Regions from separate parts of the Mus musculus genome. Here region 2 is linked to region 1. The links are chromatin contacts, found by Hi-C or POLR2A ChIA-PET in ENCODE. All regions are on one chromosome and are shown on one strand. The core of a region is the stretch at or near the end of the contact, and the rest is flanking DNA. Distances in the headings are between cores, read along the strand shown. Region 1 holds the start of Fam102b (family with sequence similarity 102, member B). Region 2 holds the start of Prmt6 (protein arginine N-methyltransferase 6).

Region 1 (5,606 bases), core at 1,132-3,631:
CAGGCCATCTCTCTTGGTCTTTCTCTTTCTCAGGCTGCTTGTTCTTGGAAGCCTTCACAATCACCTCCCCCTCCATCTGCCCATTAAATATTCTCCAGGGCAGCTCACTCCTACCCGCCTTTTGGGCTTCCGCCATCAGTGACTACCACAATTCCCAAATGCATATTTTCAACCTTAACCTTTCACAGGCACGAAGGCTCAGCCTTGCTCCCTGTAAACAGCACAGATTCTCATTATTTCCCCTATCCCCAGCCTGCCCTCCTGATCGCAATGTTCAGGCCCTCTGCTTCTGCAAGCTACAGACATCAAAGTCCACTAACACTTCCCCCATCTCTTTCTGACCCACAAGGCAGCAAAATTCCCCTCGCCCAAGTAGTAGTCTGAATCTTTATTTCTCCTACTTCTTCACCTGGAACACCTCCTACTTTCTCCCAAATCCTAGGTAAAATCCATAAAGCCATCACTTTATTCATTCAGTTCATCACTTCTTATTCCAAGTTGTACTTCGTTTAAATTTAGGACTTTTTTCTGTCTTAGGTTTTGCCTTTTTTAAATTGTTATGTAGTGTTATTCTTGTGCGGGGTGTGAGAGGTGTGTGTATGTGTGTGTGTGTGTGTGTGTGTGTGTGTGTGTGGGTGTGTGTGTGTGTGTGAAAGCATGCATGCCATGGTGGTGTTCGGGCCTCAGAGGACAACTTTGTGAAGCTGGTTCTCTTTCCACTTTTCCATGGCTTCTCAGGATTGAAGTCACACTGTGGACGCTCCTGAGGTCCGGCTTGCACTGAGGCTCTTTACCCACCGACATTTCTCTGCAGTCCAGTTTTGTCTTTAAAAGGTCTAAAAAAATACATTTATTTATTTATTTATTTATATAATGCAAGTGTATTTGTAGGTGTGCATGCCTTACAGTGAACCTATGGATGGAGGTCAGAGGCCAATCTGCGGGATTAGCTAGTTGCTTCTTTCTGCCATGTGAATTCCAGGGATGAAACTCATGTCCTGCAAGTTCCTTTAACACTGATCCATCTTGGCCAGGCCAGGACTTTAAAATTATTACAAGCAGGTTTTGGGTTTTGGTCATGGAATCTATCTAGCCAGTAACTGGTGGTTTAGGCAATTAAAATATTTTATATGAATAAATAAATAAATGGGCTGGAGAGATGGCCCAGCAGCTCCAAAGGGACTTGGTTCACTTCTCAAATCCACAGGGCAGCTCACGACTGTCCCGTTTAAGAGTATCAGACACACTTTATGGTCTTTGCAATTACCAGACACACATGTAGTTCACAGGCCTGTAACACAGGCAAGAGACCCAGACACATCAATTGAATTTTTAAAAAACGTAAAGGAATGATCTACAAAGAGGATTCTTTTGAACTACACCTTTTCAAAAATTAAAAAGGCCAGATGCCAGGCTGGGGATGTAGCTCAGTTGTGAGGTAGCTTGCTAGCATGCATGAAAGTCCTGGGTTCGATTCCTAGAACTGCATAAACATGACATGGCGGCACATCCCTATCACCCTGACATGGGGATCACAAGTTCAACATCATCCTTGATTACATGGGGAGTTTGAAGCCAGCCTGAGCTAGAGACCTTGACTACAAACCAAACCAAACAACAGTACCTAAAAACACCACCACCCCTCAAAAACAGTACGCAATTAAATTGATAACATACGTTTTAACAGTAGATACTGTGTGGGGGGGGGGGGGACAATTGATATTCATCTAAAAAGAATTTTTTAAGTATGCCTTTAGAATCTGACTTCATGTGTTCACAGTATGTACAGATTTTAAAGGGGAAAGTATTTTAACTCCTCTGGTCCTTTTTCTTTCCTGGGTGACAGAAATTAAATAAACAAGCCATCAATGACGGGAAACACAAGGCACAGCCCCTTGCTTGGGCACTTGGTGTGGCCACAGCAAATTTTAATCTTTTCCTTTCTCCTAGCTGACTTTCATCTAATGTTTAAGAGCTAGTGGGGTTTAGAGACCCTACAGAAGATTTTTAGGTTTGGGATTCTATTTGTCTCTATTTATCTTCAAACCCAGAGGCCGTGAAATCACTGGAGGGGGAGGGGAAGAAAGGGGGGCGGTGCAAACCCAGAAAGGAAAGGCGCAGAGGAAGCTGCACAAGGAAGCTTTTTCGGCTGGGTTTGTCTTTTTTTAACCCCGGGGAGGCGTGCCGAGCTCGCTGCTGTCGCGTGTTAGCTTGCCCAGCTTCCCCGGCGGGGCGCGCGCCCGCCCGGAGCTCCTCCGCCCTCCGCGGACCGCCCGCTTCCGCGCTGGGTGCGCTTCCGGCTGCGGCCGCTGGGGGCGCCCCGGGCAGGGAGGCGGCAGCGACCGTTCTCCTAGCGGCGCCTCTCTCTCTGCTCGCGATCAGACGGGCGGCGGCGGCGGTACGGAAAGGGCGCCCACTCCCCGGGCGAGCTGCAAGGCGACCGCTCCTCGCGGGCGGCCGGGGTCCGCGCTGCAGCCGCCGGTGCTCTCAGGCCCGGGCTGCCGCGACAGGCGGCCCCGGCTCCCGCCGACTCGCGGCGCCCCCCGGCTGCGCCCCCACGCGCCGCTCGCGGCCCGGGCCATGGGGCTGGGCGGATCCGAGGCTCGGCCGAGCTGAGGCGGCGGCGCCCGTCCGCGCAGCCCGCTCGCCGGCGCCTGGCCCTCACGATGATGAAGAAGAAGAAGTTTAAGTTTAAGGTGGACTTCGAGCTCGAGGAGCTCTCCTCGGTGCCCTTCGTCAACGGGGTCCTCTTCTGCAAGATGCGGCTGCTGGACGGCGGCAGCTTCACCGCCGAGTCCTCCAGGTAAGGAGCCTCGGGAGCTGCTCTCCCGCGGCTGCCCGCAGGCAGGGGCTTCTTGCACGGCCAGCATCCCTTTCTATGCTTGGCCCCTTTGCTCTGTCGAGCTGCCAGCTCGGTGAGCTCATCGTCCTCCAGAGACGAGTCTGAAATCAGCCAGAGCATCGAACAAACGGCACCAAGTGCTTCGCAGTGGGCTGGGCTGGTTGTCCCGCGCGCCTATCTTCAGGTGGCCCCTGAGTCTGCTTTCCCCCCAGTTCTTCAGGAACGGTGGAGACACAGAAAGGATGCTTCTGGTTTGTCCAAAGACATTTCCCATATTTGCAAAATCCAAAGTAGACCGTAAACCTTAGAGAAGCGAAAATGACCCAAACTGTTACAGTCCAAGAGCTCCCACTCGGAACCGCCTGTGGTTGACGTAATTACTGAGACTTTACTGGGACTTAGGGTGGCCACGATAGAGCTTGGGATACGCCTGGTCGGGCTTGTCTTGAGTCAAGCGTTCCTGGCAGACGAGACTATGTAGTCTTTGGCTTGCCTTAGAGCTATGTCTCCAGTTAATGTGCTTATATTCTCAATTACCCATCTTCAAGTGGCCACTAGTGGGTCTCAGTGAAAGACTTAGAATCAAGAGAGCCCAGACCTTATCCTCCATGTCCTTTTAAAATGAGCACCTAGACACTGGGAAAGAATCTGACAGCAGGTGACAGAACGCAGCCATGTATGGCAGGATTCCTTGAGTAATTTAAGGGCAGGTTACACATTGATAGATTTGCTCTTAGATATTTTTCTCTACAGAAAAACAAGATACATGAAAGAAGTTTTGGAATGAACTTTTAAGTTCTTAAAGTCAAGGAGAAGGGGCTAGTCGTCAATATATGTTTTGTCTACGTAAACTTCATTTTTACCCTAAAAAATATTCTTTTTATCTGCTGTTCCATTAATAATGTAAAGGAAAAAATGTCAATGGGTTGTGGGACGGAAGCCAGAAAACTGCCCTCTCTGGCAATAATGAATCCCGTGGAAGCCAGGAAACGCCAAATTGCCTAAATGAACAGATGTACGCGGCACTATTGATCCTCAAATTTATTTTTAAAAATCCACTGAGGATAATTTTCAATATTTAACTGTGATGACAAACCTGTAGACATTCAGCTAATTGATTATACAACCATTTTAACACTGCTGTCAGAGAACAATGAACTGTGGAGAGGAAAAAACTACATGCATACATACATACACACACACACACGCGCGCGCGCGCGCGCGCGCGCGCGTGTGTATGTGTGTAAAACTTCCTAGCTCTTGCAATGGAAATCCTGAACACCATGCGGGGGTCAAGTGACAGCCTTACTCTGAGGCCTAGACAAAGTTTTCCTGGAGGGTTCTTTTCCCCCTCCCCCAAGTTGGAACAGATAGACGTAAGCCTCTGCCTCAATGGTGCCACCTGGTGGTCAGAACATGGGCCTACCTACCTTCTTTCTTTTCTACCTCCTTTTCTGCATGGAGTGTTGATTTGCCTCACAAGTCAGTCAGTCACAAGTCTGACCATTTCCCCCCCACACACACCTCACTCCCAGTACACATGTCCACTGGGCCGTTTAAACATATTGATTACTCTAGGTAGGGCTATGAGGTGGAGAGTTTTACTATGCTAGTAAGTGAATTGAGTCTTAGGAAGCATACCTTCCCAAGACCCCCTCCTGTCTGATCGCGTGATGCCAAGTTTCTGGCCCAAGTCTAACTTCAGACAGCGTGATGTCAGACAGAGAAAAAAGGTGTGTGCTGTTGAGGAGTTTCTGAGTCGGCAGCTGCCTAATAAGTTAAGGTATGAGGGCTATAATTGATTTCTCCACACAGGAAAAAATAAAAGTCAGGTTGCTTGTGTTAAACAAACCTTTCCTCCAACTAAAATCTGGATTTATGAAGAGAATTGAGGTTAATAGTGCCCTAACCAGGGCTTAGCAAACCTCAGTCCCACCGTGATGACCCTGCGTGGGTTTACTTAGGCATTCACAGCTAAAATTTGGAAAACTCAGCCAGTGATTTAAGGCCATCTTGAGGGTTTCCTCAGACAGTGTGCCTGAAACATTGAATGTATTTTGGCATTTGGTGATGAAGACGTTTGCTTAGATTTTTCTACCAATTCCTTTATCCTACCAAAGTGTGCCAGGTACAGTGGTGCAGATCTCAGTCTCAGAACTTAATGTAGAAGCAGAAGGATGCTAGCCTAGAGTACATGAGGCAGCCTTAAAACACACGTGTGTGTGCATACACACACTTCAATAAAAAGAACATACCTTCCTTTACAGGGAGAAATAGAAAACCTGAAATAATCAAAATTGTGTAGCCTGAGTAGCAGGTACCAATCTAAAGAATAGATCATCTCTGGCTGCTAAATTTTAATATAGAAAATTATTCTAGGGGACCGTTTTGAGTTGTAAGTGGTTGAGACTAACATTTCTCCCATAGCGATATGAAAAGACTTCTGCGTAAAAGGGTTAAAGCGGGCTCGTGACTGTCATCCTAGGAAGGCCTGATGTCAAGAGTGACCTTGATGAGTGTCCTGATCTTCTTGCCTGGATGACAAGCATGCCTTACAGTGCTTAGACTGTTTGTACACCTATGTGGTTCATGCTAAATGCCTTCTGAGAGCCTGGACTTTGCATCCTGCTGAGGAGAAGACAGCTGCCTAAGCAGCCAGTCCTAGTTAAACCTGATAAGTGTCCCTGTCAGACAGCACATCTCCCCCAATCCAATGTTGGTGTCGCTGTGAGCGGATGCTGCTGCGAATTCCGGAACCGTAGTG
Region 2 (5,606 bases), core at 1,942-4,441, 1.2 Mb before region 1:
GTAAAGTGATGAGAGAATTCTTTTCCAGAATTCGACTATTCCTGAGTATGTGACCCAGAAAAGATGTATTGGTATAAATGGGCAGTATATCTTGATACCAGAGGAGTTAGAATTTCTGACATGAGGTGAGATAGGAAGGGATGGGGTGGAAAAGAATGGGAAGGGAAAGGATGGGAAGGGGTGGGATAGGAAAGGATAGGATGGCATGGTAAGGGAAGGGAGGGTATAGGAGGGGAAAGAATAGGTTGGGAAGGGAAGTAATCTGAGGTTACCTGATTCTCCCAGCCAGAGAAAGAAAAACCCCTAAAGCTAATGATGTGATTTTATATGGGTTTTCGTAAAACCCATATTAGCAATTATATGGAGAATGGGTTAGTTGGGGGTGTGGCTAGCTGCAGTAAGATTCCATCAGAGACTGCCAGGCTAGAAAGACACCTTCATCTTCTGTAGAATTGGACTTTGGTAGTAAGAAGTGTGAAAAAGTAGATGAACTGACAAACTTTTATTTAAAGATTTTTTTTACAAGAAACTAAAAAGAAGTAAATTAAAAATTGGATTTATAATAAACACATTCTGGGGCAGGGAGATGACTCAGGAGGACAAACACTTACAGCCAAGCCTGACAACTGGAGTTGGATCCCAAGTACCACATTATAAGGAGAGCCCCAACCTCCTTAGCTGTCCTTTAACCTCTACAAGCATCCTATAACACACAAGCAAAATAGCAAAAGTTAATTAATTAATTAATTAACTCTTCAAAAGTGAAACACTAAACACACCCAAAAGGGAAGCTGGCGGTTTGAGATCAGAATAAGAGAAGTATAGGCTAAGGGAAAGCTCATTGTGTGTTATCAAATTCTCACATTTATAACTAATCTCATGTGCTCTTCTAGGCGTTACTTCATTAACGGAAGATAAGAAACCAAGGTAAAAAGGAAGAATACCTATTTTATGGATTTTCAGTTATAGGTTGCTGAGCCCTGACTATTGAAAATAATGATATAAGATTTAATTAAATCAAAATTAGCCATAATCATCTGGTTTCACATTATGATTCCCCAGCAGCTTTAAAAACTAGATGCCCGAGTTCCCCTGAGTGGCTCTCATTTAGCTGGGTTGAGGTGGACCCTAGCATGGGTATTTCAATAAAGCTCCATGGAGGGTTCTAATGAGCCAGGACTGGGAGCCTTGAGATTACAAGTACAGCTGAGGATTTCACATTAATAAACCAATTTCATTAGCGACACTGATAGAGAGAAAAGGGGAAGAAATTCTGTTGCCTAGAAGTTTAATGTAGTTAAGTATTTTTAACACACACACACACGCTAAAAGCCCATTTTCTTTTGTGTGATCAGTTTTTAAGCTTGAAAAATATTATTCTTAATAAGAAAGTAGTTTAACATCTTTACATTTATTAATTTTATTTTTTTTGTCTCTATGTTTGGACATCACATACATACTTGATACTCTTGGAGGCCAAAGGAAGGCAACAGGTCCCCTGGGACTGCGGTTAAAGCCAACTGAGAGCATTCATGTGGATATTCTAATCTAACCTGGGTCTTCTGGAAGAGCAGCCAGTGCTGTCCATTGCTCCTGTTCCAGATACCAGTACACATTCTTTAAATTATTGTTTTTATGTTATGGCCAATGAAGAGATTAATTTATTGTTAACCAAGCTTCTTTTTGACTAACAGAAAAAATAAAATAACTGAGCCTGTGGGTATCAATTCTGGCTTTAAAAGGAGATATAGCAGAATTTTTTTTAAAAGTGAATTGCATTGGAAAAGAAGTCAAAAGAGATGAGTTTCACCATTTCTCCAAGCAAGTGTTTTTACACAGATACATAGATTTAAGTGTATGTATGTGTATATATAAGCTGGTCACCAAAGACACTGGAAATGGGTTTGAGAATATCATACCCTTGATGTTAATTGTTCTTTAGTTTGAACTACAGAAGTTTCAGAACAGGACTCAAGACCAAGTAAACTATTCTCCAGAGACACAGTGGTGGCTGATACATTTCATGGCCACAGCACTTCTTCAGTATTTGCCCTGGAGCTTAACGTACCTCAGGGATCACTTTGGACTCAGAATCAAGATCTTGTATTATTTGGTTTTCACTTTGCGTCATACATATTCTTTGTATCCTAACTCTGGTTAGAACAGAGAGTTTGGTGAGTTACAACTGTCAGAGAAGGGACAAGAACTGTGCCACATAATTCAGTAGTGGGGGGCGGGGGAGGTCCTGTGAGGGAAACATAGACTTGTAGCTGTAAGTGGTGTGCCTACATCAAGAATGTGTAAAAATGAGTGTAGTGACTATTCCTGGCTATCATCAACTAGACTATATCTGGAGTGAACTACAGTCCAGAATTGGAAGGCTCACTCACCTGTGATCTTGAGGCTGAAAGACACAGGTTTCTGACTTGAACCGAGTGGAGGTTTTTTTGTTTGTTTATTTTTTCTTTGAGGCAGGGTTTCTCTGTGTAGCCTTGGCTGTATTAGAACTCACTCTGTAGACCAGGCTGGCCTCGAACTCAGAAATTCGCCTGCCTCTGCCTCCCAAGTGTTGGGTTTAAAGGCGTGAGCCACCACGCCCGGCCTTGGCAGGAAGATCTTGAGGCATATGGCCATGAAAAGTTTAGCCTCAGGCAAGGTAGTACATGCCTTTAATCCCAGGAAACTTGAGACAAAAGCTCAAGGTCAGCCTGGGAAAAGGAAGTCCCAGATCCGGAAGTGGTGATACACACCTTTATTCTGGGACACACCTGCGGGAGGCCTACATAAGGTCACTGGAAGAAGGAAAACTCACTTTTTCTGCCAGGACGCCGTGTGGGACTGAGCAGCTGCTAGATCCTTGGATTTTCATTCACAGCTGCTGCTGACCATCTTTGGGGACTACAGATTGTAAGTCATCAACAAATTCTCTTACTCTACAGAGGCTACCCATACGTTCTGTGACTCTAGAGAACCCTGACAAGGGGTAAAAGGAAAGGGCAAAAACTGAAAGGATCTCGGGAAAATAGTGTGGTCTTAGAGAACAACTTGTCATGGCGTTAGAGGAAAATAACGGTGTGCCAAGATTGACTCTGGTTGAGCCTCTGCCCTCAGGAAGCGGGATGCAGGAAGCGGACTACGAATCCCAGCAGGCCCCGGGGACTCTGAGCCTGCGCACCGCACCGCGCAACGAATGCTGGGGGTCGGCTGCCGGGGCCAAGATGTCGCTGAGCAAGAAAAGAAAGCTTGAGTCGGGGGACAGCGGAGGCGCCGGCGCCGGAGGGGAGGGAGCCGAGGAGGAAAATGGCGGGGAGCAGGAGGCGGCCCCGCCACGACCCCGGAGGACCAAGAGCGAGCGGGACCAGCTGTACTACGAGTGCTACTCCGACGTCTCGGTCCACGAGGAGATGATCGCCGACCAGGTCCGCACCGAAGCCTACCGCTTAGGCATCCTGAAGAACTGGGCCGCGCTGCGAGGCAAGACGGTGCTGGACGTGGGCGCGGGCACCGGCATTCTCAGCATCTTCTGTGCCCAGGCCGGGGCACGGCGCGTGTACGCGGTGGAGGCCAGCGCCATCTGGCAACAGGCCCGGGAGGTGGTGCGGCTCAACGGGTTGGAGGACCGCGTGCACGTCCTGCCGGGCCCGGTGGAGACCGTGGAGCTGCCGGAGCGAGTGGACGCCATCGTCAGCGAGTGGATGGGCTACGGACTTCTGCACGAGTCCATGCTGAGCTCCGTGCTCCACGCGCGGACCAAATGGCTGAAGGAGGGCGGTCTCCTCCTGCCAGCTTCCGCGGAGCTCTTCGTGGCCCCGATTAGCGACCAGATGCTCGAGTGGCGTCTGGGTTTCTGGAGCCAGGTGAAGCAGCACTATGGCGTGGATATGAGCTGCATGGAGAGCTTCGCCACGCGCTGCCTCATGGGCCATTCGGAGATCGTGGTGCAGGATCTGTCCGGAGAGGACGTGCTGGCCCGGCCGCAGCGCTTTGCCCAGCTCGAGCTGGCCCGAGCCGGCCTGGAGCAGGAGCTGGAGGCTGGTGTGGGCGGGCGCTTCCGCTGCAGCTGCTATGGTTCCGCGCCTCTACATGGTTTCGCCGTCTGGTTTCAAGTGACCTTTCCCGGAGGGGACTCGGAGAAACCTCTGGTGCTGTCCACCTCGCCTTTTCACCCGGCCACCCACTGGAAGCAGGCGCTCCTCTACTTGAACGAGCCGGTGCCGGTGGAACAAGATACGGACATTTCCGGAGAGATCACCCTGCTGCCCTCCCCGGACAACCCCCGGCGTCTGCGCATACTTCTGCGCTACAAAGTGGGAGACCATGAGGAAAAGACCAAAGACTTTGCCATGGAGGACTGAGCGTTGCCTTTTCTCCCCCTCCACCTTCTTCGGAAGGTCCGAAGAGAAAGGGAGATCGCCTATGCAAGTTGGGGACATAGCTGTCTCTTTTACCTCACCGCTCCAGTCTTCATTTGAGGACATTCTTCTGGCAGTGTTTATTTTAAAAGTGAGCATCCCTGACCAAGGACTGATGCAGTGTGCTTACTAACGGGCTTTTAAACCTGGAAAGCATGTAGTATAAAGAAACTCTTGTATTTCTGTTTCTTTTGTTTAACTGCCGGGGTTGGGGGGGGGGCAATAAATGTGATCTTTTTATAATTGGTCCACGAGCTAATCTGACACCTCCCCATCCCTATCAGTATGAAACTGGGAGAAAGGCAACATGGTCTGATTACATTTCAGAAACTTGCAGAATGATTTTTAAAGCTGTTTCTTTCAGCTGGAATTCTCTCAAGTCTTGAGTGCCTACCTGTGCTTCCTTATATTCTAACGTTCATATTGTTAGTAAGGAAGTGGGGCACAGGAGAAGTATTTTAAATAACCCTGCTCTCCTTACGCTTAATTCACGGAGTGCTAAATTTGATGAACCTTAGTAAAATGGCTTAATTTTACAGCCTGCCTAGGCAATTCTGAGAGTGACAGGAGAAAAGGTCTGAAAGTGAAATAGTGATGGGGTGTTAATATTTTTATTTTGACTTTCAAGACTGAGCCGAGAAAACCTATGTTTTATAATATAAATATTTTTGTGACTCTTGTAAAGCAGTCTGATAGGGAAGGTTGCTGAACCTAGCCCAAGGGCGGACCCTTTACCTCTTGTGCTGGCTTTATTTAAGCACAGGTCTAATTCTGTATGAAAGGAACGCGAGCACTCTAATCTAATAAAAGTTCCTGTCTTCAGTTCTTCTTAGTTCAGACAACTGTGAACAGTGTGCATTTGGGGAGCTCCCTTACAATGATGTGTGAGTCAGATTGTCACATTTACTTCACATATTTCCTTTCCCTCCTTTCTGTGGCAAATAAAACGGCATTCTCACTTTTTATAGCTGAGGTCTTTAGACGTTTTGTGTGTGGTCTGTGAGTTTACTATAATGCTGCTACTTGTCTTGGTGTCAAAGCTCCTGCAGAACTCAGCTTCAGAACAGCTCAAATGATGATTAACATGGTTTTGAGCTCTAGCTGTGTAAGACTTAACGGGTGTGGAAAACTGCTGTTCTTAAGTACTATTGAATTTCACTTTTTGTAACCTTGGTTCTGTTTTTGGCTTTTTAA

Evidence for each region. Hi-C counts contacts between places; a loop is a spot of excess contacts on that map. ChIA-PET counts read pairs that join two places held with the same protein, here RNA polymerase II (POLR2A).
Region 2: a loop to region 1 is called in a map of T-helper 2 cell, with 6 times the contacts of the local background. The contact joins the promoter of Prmt6 here to the promoter of Fam102b in region 1. A Hi-C loop is called at or near these places in 1 of 37 maps with a recorded cell type or tissue (T-helper 2 cell). POLR2A ChIA-PET finds 5 or more read pairs at or near these places in 1 of 5 experiments (embryonic stem cell).

The regions. Positions count from the first base shown.
Region 1 is chr3:109,024,382-109,029,987 of GRCm38, reverse strand. It overlaps Fam102b (family with sequence similarity 102, member B), which reads left to right and starts at 2,381. Exons shown (of 11, transcript NM_001163567.1): 1 at 2,381-2,803. The coding sequence starts at 2,667.
Region 2 is chr3:110,248,584-110,254,189 of GRCm38, reverse strand. Prmt6 (protein arginine N-methyltransferase 6) reads left to right here and starts at 3,191. Exons shown (of 1, transcript NM_178891.5): 1 at 3,191-5,606. The coding sequence starts at 3,219. The coding sequence ends at 4,355.